4 separate regions of the Homo sapiens genome follow, and regions 1, 2 and 4 are each linked to region 3. Evidence: chromatin contacts called from ENCODE Hi-C or POLR2A ChIA-PET data. All regions are on one chromosome and are shown on one strand. The core of a region is the stretch at or near the end of the contact, and the rest is flanking DNA. Distances in the headings are between cores, read along the strand shown.

Evidence for each region. A loop is a pair of places that touch in the nucleus more often than their neighbours do. ChIA-PET counts read pairs that join two places held with the same protein, here RNA polymerase II (POLR2A). Pooled maps may share reads with other maps.
Region 1: a pooled map shows a loop between it and region 3 (4-fold over the local background). The contact joins the promoter of FXR2 here to the promoter of AURKB in region 3. A Hi-C loop is called at or near these places in 1 of 37 single-sample maps with no recorded cell type and 7 of 50 pooled maps. POLR2A ChIA-PET finds 5 or more read pairs at or near these places in 3 of 52 experiments (MCF 10A, activated CD8-positive, alpha-beta memory T cell and naive thymus-derived CD4-positive, alpha-beta T cell).
Region 2: a loop to region 3 is called in a pooled map, with 5 times the contacts of the local background. The contact joins the promoter of WRAP53 here to the promoter of AURKB in region 3. A Hi-C loop is called at or near these places in 8 of 37 single-sample maps with no recorded cell type and 14 of 50 pooled maps. POLR2A ChIA-PET finds 5 or more read pairs at or near these places in 7 of 52 experiments (CD4-positive, alpha-beta T cell, CD4-positive, alpha-beta memory T cell, WTC11 and 4 more).
Region 4: a pooled map shows a loop between it and region 3 (5-fold over the local background). The contact joins the promoter of EIF4A1 here to the promoter of AURKB in region 3. A Hi-C loop is called at or near these places in 7 of 50 pooled maps. POLR2A ChIA-PET finds 5 or more read pairs at or near these places in 3 of 52 experiments (activated B cell, activated CD4-positive, alpha-beta T cell and activated naive CD8-positive, alpha-beta T cell).

Annotation. Positions count from the first base shown.
Region 1 is chr17:7,613,192-7,616,676 of GRCh38, reverse strand. It overlaps FXR2 (FMR1 autosomal homolog 2), which reads left to right and starts at 1,780. Exons shown (of 17, transcript NM_004860.4): 1 at 1,780-2,225. The coding sequence starts at 2,145. It also overlaps a transcript of SHBG not described here. RefSeq lists silencers at 1,536-1,585, 1,696-2,225.
Region 2 is chr17:7,687,035-7,690,291 of GRCh38, reverse strand. WRAP53 (WD repeat containing antisense to TP53) reads right to left here and starts at 1,815. Exons shown (of 11, transcript NM_001143992.2): 1 at 1,731-1,815; 2 at 1,213-1,644; 3 at 970-1,068; 4 at 591-702. The coding sequence starts at 1,643. It overlaps TP53 (tumor protein p53), which reads left to right and starts at 2,802. Exons shown (of 11, transcript NM_000546.6): 1 at 2,802-2,915. RefSeq lists enhancers at 1,864-1,913, 2,712-3,257.
Region 3 is chr17:8,209,182-8,212,419 of GRCh38, reverse strand. AURKB (aurora kinase B) reads left to right here and starts at 1,845. Exons shown (of 9, transcript NM_004217.4): 1 at 1,845-1,890; 2 at 2,171-2,243. The coding sequence starts at 2,196. RefSeq lists enhancers at 2,343-2,392, 1,954-2,613.
Region 4 is chr17:7,571,065-7,574,509 of GRCh38, reverse strand. It overlaps EIF4A1 (eukaryotic translation initiation factor 4A1), which reads right to left and starts at 1,685. Exons shown (of 11, transcript NM_001416.4): 1 at 1,646-1,685; 2 at 202-250. The coding sequence starts at 1,668. It overlaps SENP3 (SUMO specific peptidase 3), which reads right to left. Exons shown (of 11, transcript NM_015670.6): 11 at 2,541-3,137. The coding sequence ends at 3,027. It overlaps SENP3-EIF4A1 (SENP3-EIF4A1 readthrough (NMD candidate)), which reads right to left. Exons shown (of 22, transcript NR_037926.1): 11 at 3,031-3,137; 12 at 1,646-2,226; 13 at 202-250. RefSeq lists enhancers at 328-457, 1-675, 676-1,431, 1,938-2,007, 2,128-2,187 and 2 more and silencers at 598-737, 1,638-1,697, 1,708-1,767.

The DNA.
Region 1 (3,485 bases), core at 531-3,030, 600 kb after region 3:
CGTGAGCCACCGCGCCGGGCCACTATTATTATTATTTGTTGTTGTTGTTGTTGAGATGGAGTCTCGCTCTGTCGCCCCAGCTGGAGTGCAGTGGCACGATCTCCGCTCACTGCAACCTCCGCCTCCTGGGTTCACGCCATTCTCCTGCCTCAGCCTCCCGAGTAGCTGGGACTACAGGCGCCCGCCACCACGCCCAGCTAATTTTTTTTTTTTTTTTTTTTTTTTGTATTTTTAGTTGAGATGGGGTTTCACCGTGTTAGCCAGGATGGTCTCGATCTCCTGACCTCGTGATCCGCCCGTCTCGGCCTCCCAAAGTGTTGGGATTATAGGCATGAGCCACCGCGCCCTGCCATTATTATTATTTTTAAAGAAGAAATTTCACTCATTGCCCAGGCTGGAGTGTGGTGGCATGATATCCACTCACTGCAACCTCCACCTTCCTAGGTTCAAGCGATTCTCCTGCCTCAGCCTCCTGAGTAGCTGGGACTCCTTCCGAGTAGCTGGAACTACCACGGCTAATTTTTTGTATTTTAGTAGAGACGAGGTTTCACCATGTTGGCCAGAATGGTCTCCATCTCCTGACCTCGTGATCCGCCCGCCCGTGATCTCGGCCTCCCAAAGTGCTGGGATTACAGGCCTGAGCCACCGCGCCCGTCCTAATTTTTGTATTTTTAGTAGAAACAGGGTTTCGCCCTGTTGAGGCTGGTGTCAAACTTTTGGGCTCAAGTGATCCACCGCCTGAGCCTCCTAAAGTGCTGGGATTACAGGAGTGAGCCACAGCGCCCGTCTGAAACTATTCTTAAAGCTTTCTTTCTATTCTTTCTTTCTTTTTTTTTTTTTTTTGAGACTGAGTCTTGCTCTGTCGCCCAGGCTGGAGTGCAATGGTGCGATCTTGGCTCACTGCAACTTCTGCCTCCCAGGTTCAAGGTAGTCTCCTGCCTCAGCCTCCCGAGTATCTGGGATTACAGGCGCGTGTCACCACGCCCGGCTAATTTTTGTATTTTATTAGATGCGGGGTGGGGGGGGGGGTGGGTTTCACCATTTTGGCCACGCTGGTCTCGAACCCCTGACCTCAGGTGATCCGAGGACCTCAGGTGATCCACCTGCCTCGGCCTCCCAGAGCGCTGGGATTACAGGCGTGAGCCACCGCGCCCGGCCAAAACTTTCATTGTATCACAATCTCTTCAAGGTAAGAGCCATGACTGTTAAATCTACTACAGTAGAGAGTTACAGATTCTTAAAATATCGGCGATGCATACGCGAAGAGGGTAAAGCTCAGCGCGTGCGCACCAAGCACCTTTTTCCTTGCGGCGACTCCTCTTCTTTTTTTTTTCTTTTTGGAGCGTGCGCACCAAGAAAGACAAAGGTGGGGAAAGTGACCAAGCAGTCGTTCAGGCGCATGCCCATCCCTAACTTGTCCAAGCCCGGTGGGGCCAGCGGCGGCGGAGTGGGTGTGGCCTGAGCGCTGTGTGACTGTGCGGACGCCGCCCAATCGGACTGAGCGAGCCCGGCCCCTCCCTCCCCCTGATTGGTTGGTTCTCAGTGTTGTGGGGCGGGGAAAGGAAGAGACGGGGTGGCTGGGCGGTGGAGCGGTGAAGAAAGAAGGCTAATCTTGTTCTGCGCAAGCGCTAGCAAGCGACCAGGAGGGGGAGTGAGAGAGTGAAAGGGAATGTGGAAGCCCCGATGCGCTAGCTGGCGCTAGCTGGGGCTCTAACCTTGACGCCTGCGCGGTGGCCCTCGGGGCCCCGCGCGCAGCGGGCGGGTGCCCGGTGCGCCTGCGCAGTAGGCGGCGGTGGCAGGGGGAGGTGGAGGCTGTGGAGCGGCAGCGGCAGCAGCGGGTCCCGGGACTGAGGCAGCAGCGGGGGCGGCGGCGGGCGGAAGCTGAGGTGACGAAGGCAGCGGCGGCGGCGGCCGTTTCCCTCACGGTGGCGGAGACCAAGGCGGCGGCGGCGGACGGGGAGCGGCCCGGCCCCGGCCCCCTGCTCGTTGGCTGTGGCAGGGCCGCCGTGGGGCCGGCCCGGCTCCCGCCCCCCGCGGCTCCCCCTCCGGCTCCTCCTCCGGGGAGACGCCGGGGGCCTGGCCCGGCCCGCACTCAGACTGCTGCTGCAGCCGCCGCCGGGGGAGTCGGAGGCGGTGGCGGCGCCATGGGCGGCCTGGCCTCTGGGGGGGATGTGGAGCCGGGACTGCCCGTCGAGGTGCGCGGCTCCAACGGGGCCTTCTACAAGGTGAGACGGCGCGCCGACTGGGGACGCCGGTCCTTAGCCCCCTCCCCTGGCCGGAGCAGGAACGCGTGGGGCGGGATCGAGCTTCTGGAGCTGAGTCCTGGCCCTTAGAATCTTGGACCCTTGCTCCAACCCGCAGCCTTCCCTGGGAGACCGCTTAGAGTGAACCCTGTTCCTCTTATTTTTGACCCCTCTAAGGCACCTGCACCTGCTTCTACCCCCATCTCCGGGAGAATGAACTTCAGGCCATTATTGTCCCTGGCTTGGCGCTCCCCGCTCCGCAGGAGAGACCCCTTTACCCAGCTTCTAATTGACTGTGTCCGTTGTCTGGTGGAAGACATACCTTAGACCTTAATCACATCTTCCCCACGATCCAAGCACATGGAGAATTGTCTTTCTTCCACACGGTCCCTTTGGGAAGGCCCTCTGTCCCGTAAAAGATCCTTTCATCTTCCTCAGAGAGGCCTCTGCCTACTGGCTCTGGAACACTCACCCCACTTTCATCTTATATTCCGGTTCCCAAGCCAAGGAGAAATGGTCAGATCCATTTACGACGTTTGGCATCTTTGACCTCAGGAACCCTGGGTTGGATCAGTCAAGTTGCTTCCCAGCCAGCCATAAGGTGGCATCTTTCGCAAGTCTCTCTCCCCACCACACCTTGATCTCAAGACCCACTGCTCTACCATTCTACTCAGGAATGGATTTGAGGTCTCACTTAGACCTCAGATACCTTCAGGTCATTCATATAGTTTCTTCGTCTTGAGGCATGTAAGCTTCATAGTCATAATCTCTAAAAGGATCTCTGAAAGGAAGCTTATGAGGTTCCCTTCTGTTTATCTTAAGATTTCCACTTCTTGAAGACTCTTGGCCAACTATCCCAGTTCGGGAATCTGACAACCTTTTTTGGAAGACGGGATCATCTTTCAAAGACCCTTCCTTATTTCACCTCCCCCTTTGCCCAGGATTTGGTTCCTTAGAACTCCTTATAATACCACCTTCCTTATCTGCTCTGAATCTATTTTCTAGGACATTTTTTTCCCATTTAGATTAAGCCAGAGAGAGCCCTTTCTTGCCTCCCAAGAGTTTTTCTTTGTGTGACTGTTGGTATTCTGAACCTCTTGGATTTGATGCCTGGAATTGTCCTAGAGACTCTCCTGATTTCTGTCTCATTCTTTGATTTCACCCTGGGGAGCTGGGGAAGAGATACCTTCCCATGGCATCACTTGTTAAGAGTGGATCCCCCTTCCCCCTTTCCTTCAGTTC
Region 2 (3,257 bases), core at 566-3,065, 520 kb after region 3:
CAGTGACTAACATATATCAGTAGTCAATCAATAAATAGCTATAAGCCAGGCACGGTGACTCACACCTGTGATCCCCGCACTTTGGGAGGCCAAGGTGGGCGGATCCTCTGAGGTCAGGAATTTGATATCAGCCTGCCCAACATGGCGAAACCCCGTCTCTACTAAAACTATAAAAATTAGTCGAGTGTGATGGCGTGCGCCTGTAATACCAGCTACTTGTGAGGCTGAGGCAGGAGAATCGCTTGAACCCGGGAGGCAGAGGTTGCAGTGAGCCGAGATCACACCACAGCACTCCAGCCTGGGTGACAGAGCAAGACCTTGTCTCAAAAAAATAAGAAATAGAAATATATATATGCTGCCACAAGAAATTCACTACTTTTTAGCAAAAAACACAGATTCCTAATTAAAGAAAGGGGAAACCTCTCTCTAAATAACTTCAGAATTCGGGGCAGAAAACGCTACATGTGGAAACTCGTCTTGAAAAACAGTCCCGTTTGTGAACAGGAAACACTTGGACTACACTTTTTCCATCTCCACGAAGGACTTAAATGTGCAGCATTGATGAAGAGGCAGTTAGCCCCAGTCCTTACCATTTCTGCATATTCCACCTGCTCCCCCTCATGGTACAGCTCTGGGGGCAGGTTATAAATTCGCAAGATGTTATCAGCACTATTGGTCAAGATGCAGGAACCGTCAGGAGCCCTAGAAACAGGGGAGAGTTAGAAAGCTGGCCAGACCTATGCTTTTCAAGTGTAGGGCTAGGGCTGAGCCTGCCTCTGGGGTAGGTAAGCCCCCCTGAATCCTTGAGGGAAGTAGAAGACACAAACTGCTAGATAAAATGTAAGCTCAGTCTAAAAGGGCTACGTGCCGCTTCTCCCAGCTCTGGGGCATCCCTCTCCTAGAAAACTGGACTGTTTTACAGTGAAAATCTCGGGGGTGGTCAGCTCCCTGCCCCGTTGTTATCCTTACCACTTACAGCCTTTCAAGAAGTTCTCAGGTTGGGTGCTGAACTCTGACCAGGAACCACTGAGAAATCGAGGCAGCTGGGAGAAGCTGTAGTTCCAAGCGCTGAAAGGAAGATGGGGGACAATAAACCTGGGTCGCCAAGCAAAGGGGGCAGAGGCCTGGAGAAGTGGGTCTCAGGACCAGAGGACAGATCGACCTCACACTTCATCTCCCCAGACTCCACACTCCACTGCCATCACCACTTACGTGTCTCCCTCGTCCTCTGCAGCGGGTTCCCCAGAGGTATCTTCCATGGCTTTTCCAGACCCCAACTCTGGCCCGTTCGCTTCTTCTTCAGAAAGGCTCCCGTTTGCTTCTTCTGCAGGAAGGCTTGTATTTTCAGAAAGTTCTTGCTCCTCGATTCGAGGACTCAACTCACTAGGGGAACCAAACTCTGTTTCCAGGGGAGTGGAGAGAGAAACTGGGTCCCCCTCCCGTAGCTCCTGGGACACAGCTGAGCCAGCCACAGGATCTGGGGACAACCGGGGCGGATCCCCCCTTTCGGGAGGCGGTGGCATCAGTTCAGAGTCCGCATTTTTATTCATCGGGGAAGCGTGGGGAGAAGGATGGGCTGGAGCTGGGTCCTGGTCTGAAGGACAGCAGTCCGGAGCTAACGGTTGAGTCTCCAAAGTCTTCATACTGCAGAGGAAGCACAGCGGAGATTAGCCTCAGCCAGGATGGCTTCGAAGTTCTCAGGGATCCGACGCAGAGCTAAAGAAACCCACCTGTGCTTCCCTCCTCTTCTGGGAGTAGGCAGAAGACTCCCGGGAGGAGAGGCGAACAGCGGACGCCAATTCTTTTGAAAGCACTGTGTTCCTTAGCACCGCGGGTCGCTACGGGCCTCTTGCTGTCGCGGGATTTCGGTCCACCTTCCGATTGGGCCGCCGCATCCCGGATCAGATTTCGCGGGCGACCCACGGAACCCGCGGAGCCGGGACGTGAAAGGTTAGAAGGTTTCCCGTTCCCATCAAGCCCTAGGGCTCCTCGTGGCTGCTGGGAGTTGTAGTCTGAACGCTTCTATCTTGGCGAGAAGCGCCTACGCTCCCCCTACCGAGTCCCGCGGTAATTCTTAAAGCACCTGCACCGCCCCCCCGCCGCCTGCAGAGGGCGCAGCAGGTCTTGCACCTCTTCTGCATCTCATTCTCCAGGCTTCAGACCTGTCTCCCTCATTCAAAAAATATTTATTATCGAGCTCTTACTTGCTACCCAGCACTGATATAGGCACTCAGGAATACAACAATGAATAAGATAGTAGAAAAATTCTATATCCTCATAAGGCTTACGTTTCCATGTACTGAAAGCAATGAACAAATAAATCTTATCAGAGTGATAAGGGTTGTGAAGGAGATTAAATAAGATGGTGTGATATAAAGTATCTGGGAGAAAACGTTAGGGTGTGATATTACGGAAAGCCTTCCTAAAAAATGACATTTTAACTGATGAGAAGAAAGGATCCAGCTGAGAGCAAACGCAAAAGCTTTCTTCCTTCCACCCTTCATATTTGACACAATGCAGGATTCCTCCAAAATGATTTCCACCAATTCTGCCCTCACAGCTCTGGCTTGCAGAATTTTCCACCCCAAAATGTTAGTATCTACGGCACCAGGTCGGCGAGAATCCTGACTCTGCACCCTCCTCCCCAACTCCATTTCCTTTGCTTCCTCCGGCAGGCGGATTACTTGCCCTTACTTGTCATGGCGACTGTCCAGCTTTGTGCCAGGAGCCTCGCAGGGGTTGATGGGATTGGGGTTTTCCCCTCCCATGTGCTCAAGACTGGCGCTAAAAGTTTTGAGCTTCTCAAAAGTCTAGAGCCACCGTCCAGGGAGCAGGTAGCTGCTGGGCTCCGGGGACACTTTGCGTTCGGGCTGGGAGCGTGCTTTCCACGACGGTGACACGCTTCCCTGGATTGGGTAAGCTCCTGACTGAACTTGATGAGTCCTCTCTGAGTCACGGGCTCTCGGCTCCGTGTATTTTCAGCTCGGGAAAATCGCTGGGGCTGGGGGTGGGGCAGTGGGGACTTAGCGAGTTTGGGGGTGAGTGGGATGGAAGCTTGGCTAGAGGGATCATCATAGGAGTTGCATTGTTGGGAGACCTGGGTGTAGATGATGGGGATGTTAGGACCATCCGAACTCAAAGTTGAACGCCTAGGCAGAGGAGTGGAGCTTTGGGGAACCTTGAGCCGGCCTAAAGCGTACTTCTTTGCACATCCACCCGGTGCTGGGCGTAGGGAATCCCTGAAATAAAAGATGCAC
Region 3 (3,238 bases), core at 596-3,095:
TCTTCTGCCTTCTGCAATGTTAGGCTTCAATGTCAAGCTGCTTCCTTCAGTAGCACTAGAAGCAGCAATGAGGGCTGCATGCTTCCCTGCTCACTTCCAGAAATCTCTTCCTCCATACCTTGCCCTATACATCTTTTCATCTATATCATTTGTAATACACTTTATGATAAACCAGTAAACGTTAAGTGTTTCCTTGAGCTGCCCAGCATTCTGAGCAAGAAACTGATTCCCACTAGCTGGCCCACTTAAATCACAGGCTTATGCCTGATCCAATAACCATAATCTGGAATAAAAGGTATTGATTAGTATAAGTTAATTGGGGCTCATTTCTGGACCTGCAATGAAGTCAGTTTCCTTCTCAAATCCTCAAAACTCTAAGTGCTTTCAGAAGTGGGAATAAAGCTGGGCGCAGTGGCTCACGCCTGTAATCCAAGCACTTTGGGAGACCAAGGCGGGCGGATCACCTGAGGCCAGCCTGAGCAATGTGATGAAACCCCGTCTCTACTAAAAATACAAAAATTAGCCGGGCGTGGTCACATGCACCTATAATCCTAGGTACTCGGGAGGCTGAGACAGGAGAATCAGTTGCACCCTGGAGGAGGAGGTTGTGGTGAGCTGAGATTGTGCCATTGCACTCCAGCCTGGGCAACACAGCGAATCTTCATCTCAAAAAAAAAAAAAAAAGTGAGATTTAAATAGGTCTTCATCAACCTAGGGATTTGGGGTTGTCAGCAACAGAAACTACTACAGAAACCGACTGCATAGACTGGAGAGACAGGTGGTCCCCTAAAGGAAAAATAGAGTGTTAGAAGAAAGGAGAAGAGTGCTGGACAGTACATACTTAATAAATATCCACTGGTTATTTCATAGAAGGCCCAAAAATGTATTTATTTAACCCAGTAATGAAATCTGAGGGTTAGGAAGAGCAGAAAAGAAGGAAGTGTGGCAGGAAGGAGGAAAAATGAAAGTGGGCCCAAACAACACGGCAGCTAACAGAGATCTTGCAACGAAAGGTCTATTGGTGGAAAAACTCCTCCCAGGAATGTCAGAACTTTTAAGAACGACATAGTAATGACACAAGAATAAACACACAGGCAAATGAGCAAACAACGGAATACAAAGTCTAGAAATAGACACAAGTAAATATGCTAACATTATATATCAAGGGCAGCATTTAAATTCTGTTGGGGCAGTTTGTTTAACAAATGGTGTTGACATAACTGGCGCTCCATCGGGCAGAGAAGTTAGACCCCAGCTCATACATGCATAAGGATAAACTCCAGTTACATTAAAGATTTAATTTTTTTTATAAAAAGAAGAAGGCCGGGCACGGTGGCTCACGCCTGTAATCCCAGCATTTTGGGAAGCCGAGGCGGGTGGATCACCTGAGGACAGGAGTTCGAGACCAGATTGGCCAACACAGCGAAAACCCGTCTCTAATAAAAATACAAAAATTAGCCAGGCGTGGTGGCGGGCGCTTGTAATCCCAGCTACTCGGGTGGCTGAGGCACGAGAATCGCTTGAACCCGGGAGGCAGAGGTTGCAGCAAGCCCAGATAGCACCATTATACTCCAGCCTGAGCGACAGAGAGAGACCTGTCTCAAAAAAGGAAAAAAAAAAAGAAAAGAAAAAGCAAGATAATTCACTGGGGGAATTTGGGGAAACTTTCCTAAACTGGAAGCCAAGCGTGAGCCCTTCTCATTCCGCCTCTTCCATTGGGTTCCCATGACTTACGTCACAGGACATCGAGCCAATGGGAACTAGGCATGGGCGACGAGCTTGCCCAATGGGGCCGGGGCGGGAGATTTGAAAAGTCCTTGGCCAGGGCGCGGCGTGGCAGATTCAGTTGTTTGCGGGCGGCCGGGAGAGTAGCAGTGCCTTGGACCCCAGGTGAGCTGGCCTCCTGTCGCAGGCCTTGCGCCGGGAGTGGGCAGATGATCAGGTAGATCAGAGGGTCCGTTGGGCTGGCCTGCGCGCACGCCGCAGGGCTGGAAGGAGGTAGGGACGATAGCAGGGCGGGGGCGGTGAGACCAGCGCCCAGATTGGGGCTAGTGTGCTGACCTGCTCCCTTTTACCAGCTCGGGCTAGCGCTTCCGGCTCGATCGGTCCAACCCCTCCCTCTCTCTCTCTTTTTCTCTGCTTCTCACGGCTGTTTCCCTTCTCCGCCCAGCTCTCCTCCCCCTTTCTCTCTAAGGATGGCCCAGAAGGAGAACTCCTACCCCTGGCCCTACGGCCGACAGACGGTAAGGCCCTTCCCTCCGTCCCTGCGCCCCCATGACCCCGCATGGCGAGTTCCTGCTGGGAAACTTGAGATCCTGCAATGAGCAATCCTTTAAGCACTTTCTTCCCCGTTATGCTCCAAAGTACGGGTCCCAAGTTTGACGACAGAACCCGCTCTGGTCATTTGTAGCCACATCCTGTCAGGTGCTGCCAACGTGAATCTGACCAGCCAGTGACTCCCAGCTGGTGAGGACCTCTGCAGGGCTCGTCACATACAAATGATATCTGGGACTGAGCAGGCAGGGCCTGGCCTTCAGGCCATGATTCCCAATCCATATCCTGAAAAAAAAAAAACTAGACAGCAAATAGAAATAGACTCTAAAAGGATATAAAGTTACAGTTTAAAAGGCCCAGGGCAAGTCTAAATTACAATTTGGAATTAATGACTAAATTGAGGTAAGAATCTAAATGGATCTAAATTGACTTATTTCCCAATGGTCCAGACAGATTTCATTGAAGGGCCTCCTCTCTGATTTGAAATGCCACCTTTATTATATATATAAATTCCCACATATATGTGGGTCTATTTCTGGACTGTATTTTATTCAACTTGCTTATTTGTAGATTGGTACCAATATCACTATTTGGGGCCTAGGGGCTTTCTTCTCTTGGCTGCAGAAGAAGGAAGGGGCCCTGCACAGGCTTTGCTCCCTGTTTTTGGAGCTCTTGCTTCCTGGAGAGTCTGTCTGTTCCCTTGTACATCAGCTCCCTCCCTCATGGAGCACTGAGTGAGGCTGTCAGGAATGGAGTCTGAATGAGAAACCATTGTCACTTTTACCTTAGTCACTCCTAAAAGAAAATGTACCTATTATTTTGAGAGTTGAAAGTGAGGCCAGGTAGGTGGCTCACGCCTGTAATCCCAGCACTGGGAGGCTGAGGCAGGTGGATCACCTGAGGTCAGGAGTTCGAGACCAGCCTGGCCAACATGGTAAAACCCCGTCTCTACTAAAAATACAAA
Region 4 (3,445 bases), core at 436-2,935, 640 kb after region 3:
AAAAGGTGGAGCTGAGCTGTAGTCTCCGAGCAAACAGAATCTGGTGCCTACTAACAAAAGCCTCAGAGCTTACAACCCTCCTCCCTTTAGGGAAACCAGCTGCTTCTAGATGATCTGGGAAATCAATCAAGAGGCCACTCTAACTCTATACGGCTGAAAGTTGTAATGGGGGAGGACAGAATTCCATTTCTCCAGTCTCACCTCGATGACGCCTTCGGGCTCCATCCCATCGGGGCCATTGTCTCTGGATCTGTTGGTTTAAAGCATAAGTTTTGTCCCCTGCCCGACCGAAGCACTCAGAAATCCTGACAGCCGGGCTCTGTCAGGAGTGGCCTGCATGATGCCATCAATCTGCTGTCCCAGATCCAACTCCCACCAGCTCCCAAAAAATACCCAAAGGAGGAGTTTCTATAAAACTGAGGCATTTGCCCCATGCAGGCAGCGGCTCAGGCCAGGCCACCCCCGACATAAGGGGGTGACCCTTTCTGAAGACAGGCCGGCAGGCGTGCCGCCGCGCTCACGGTGCCCAGAGGTGGTGCTTGCCGCCGGGTCCACGTGGGCCCGACCCAGCCGCTTAAAGCCCAAGCGCGTGCACCTCCCACCGCAGCACCAGCGCGCTGGAAGTCCCGCCCTTCACCTCCCAGATCGGAGGGTAGGACATCCCCTTCCCCCCACGTCATCCCGCCCGCGCCCTCCCCCACTCCCTCCAGCCGAAGCCCCCCCCTCGCGTTGCCCGGATGTGGGAGGCCGCGGGCGGTGGCGGCCTCGCGCACAATGAGCCCAAGCCGAGCTAGCAAAGGGGGAGATTGCACAACACTTAGAAGCGAAGCAGACTGGGGGAGGGGAACGCCTCAGGCCACCATGTGCTCGCTCCCTCGACCACCCGGCGGCGTCTCCCACCCCTCCATGAACAATCCACATCCCGCCCGCCCCCGTCGCGAAGTAGCGTCGCCCTCCCATACCTCAGGCCGCTCACCCCCGAAGGAAGGTGGACCTGCCCATCCGCAGTTTGCCAATAGCCCGGCTTGTGCGGCAAAATGGACCCGCCCGCCCGGCGCCGGGTGGGCTCCTGGTGCCTCACGCGGCCGCTCCTCGGGGTTAGGCTCAGTCCTGGCCGTCAAGAAAACCAGCACACTGAACGGCCGGTTTCTTCTCCCCGACCCGTGTTTTAGCCGCGACGAAGTGACTGGATCTAAGGACCAGGCACCCCCGCCTCTCGCGAGTGGTACCGTCAGAATGCTCCGGAACCCCGCGCGCCGTCCCTCCCCCGGCACAGGGAGGCAACCGGACCTGCCGGCTCTGGGCCACACATAGTGGCGGCCGCCTCCACCTTTCTTTCCCACGCCAGGTCGCGACCCCGTCTCGCCACTCAGCGCCGGGGCTTCGCGCATGGCACCGCCTCGGGTCGAGGCCTCGTAACAGACCTCGCACGCCTGACCCTAGCCGGGCTGTCCCTACCCTCCGCCTCGACCTGGTGGCCGCGTCGGCCGTGGGTCTTCCCCCTCGCCCCTCCAAGTCGGACCCTCCCCCCACCCGGTTCGGTTTCTCCCGCAACCCTGGTGGGCCTCTCAGCTACCCCCGGCGGGCCCGTCGGAAGGGGGCGGCAAAATAAGCAGCCACAATCTCTTGCAAATGCCTTTCTTACCGGGAATCCTGGCTCGCAGACATGATCCTTAGAAACTAGGGCGGAGTGCCCGCCTATCGACAACTTATAGAGCGCCCGACTCCGCCCCGGCCATCGCATTGGTTTGGCCGCCCCGGCCCCGCCTGCCGGCGCTCAGCAACTCGGCATGACGTTAGTTCCTAGTCGCTCCGGCCCGCAGGCACCATTGGATAACTCGAGTGCCTATCAAGGTGAAGGCCCGCCCCGCAGCCTCATTGGCTGGAGGGCCCGCCTTTCTCGCCGGTACGGAAGTGACATAGAAGAGTCAGGCCTCGAGGCCTGGCAGCCATCTTGGGGCCCTGCACTCTCACACGTGCGGAGGCGACAGTGCCTTGGTCATGTGGCTCCGTAGGCCCTATCACGCAAGGGGGGCGAGGTCTCAGCCTCCAGAGGCTTCCGGGCTCTGGGGGTTATCACTTCCCTTTACTTCTGCTCCCGGTCTCCACTGGACTCAAATGTTATTTGTTTTCCCCTGTAGCAGAGATGGATTCGACACTGCCTGGACGTGTGCCAGGGATGAAGGAATCAACAGCGATATCGTAGGGATGGGAGGATTCCCCTGGCTGGATGGTGGAGGGATGGAAGAAAACTGTAAAGGGCTTTGGGGTACTATCATGAATCCTGGTTGGTCCCCTCCCCAGTCCCTTGTGTCCAGTTCCCCAGCTTCCCTCTCGGATGCCCTTATTCTTGAGGCTTATCTACTTTCCCTCCTTCCTGCTCTCTGCTCCCATCTCGGGGATTTGTTTGGGTGAAGACAAGGTGTTGGCAGTGCCTGAGCCAGGGATGGAAAGCTGAACCCTTTAGTCTCAAGAGACTGGCTGGAAGGTCTGAGCTAAGCATATCCACTAATTTGAAGCCCCTTAAGGAAGACCACCACTTACGTATCAACAAAGGATCCTTTATTGACCAGAGCAGGACCGTGGCATTTATATATTTTTATATATATATATATATATATATATATATATATATATATATATATATATATATATATATATATATATATATAAAAGTTTGAAGATCTGGCAGGCAGTGATCCTATTGTCCGCCCACCACCCCCAGCACTGATTTCCTGCTCCCTGCACGGGGAAGGGGGAGGATGACTGCTCCACCCAGGCCACAGGGCCACACTCCCCTGCAAACAGAGGAAGAAAGGGGCTTTTCTGTAGCCACCCCCTGCACATCAGAAATCAACAAGTATTCTCTCAAAGAAAAAAAAATACAGAAATTGAAACATTTAAATATGAAAAACCAAAGGGAAGTGAGTGGGAAGAGGCAAGAGAGGAAAGGAACTGGAGTTTCTTGGGAAGGGACTCCCATGTCTCCCTTCCCATTTATGGGCTTGGGGTCTGGGGTACGAGGCTCACACAGTGAGTTTGCAGTGACACAGCTCCTTGTAGATCTGCCGACGAAGTTTGGGCATGTCCTGCTGGGTGAAGCTGAATGGCTGAGACAGGGCCAGATGCTTGCAGTACTGGGTGTTAACAAAGCAAGCCATGAGAAACCCCCCGTGTCAGGACCTGTGCTACACATTTCATATGAGATGTGTCTCCATCCTTCAGAGAACATCCCCAAAGGGAGCCAGGGTCCCACAGCCTGGGGTTCAAAAACAGCCTGACTCTAAAGCTAGTGTTCTTACTTGATAGAATGTTTTAGATGGAGAAAATACACTGAGTTGGAGGTTAGCAGGGAGCTCTATGAAGGCCAGAGGCCCAAGACTAGAGACCCAGTCCCAATGTGGGATGGAGAAGTCCAGAAGAGAACCAGTGAAGCCAGTGTTTT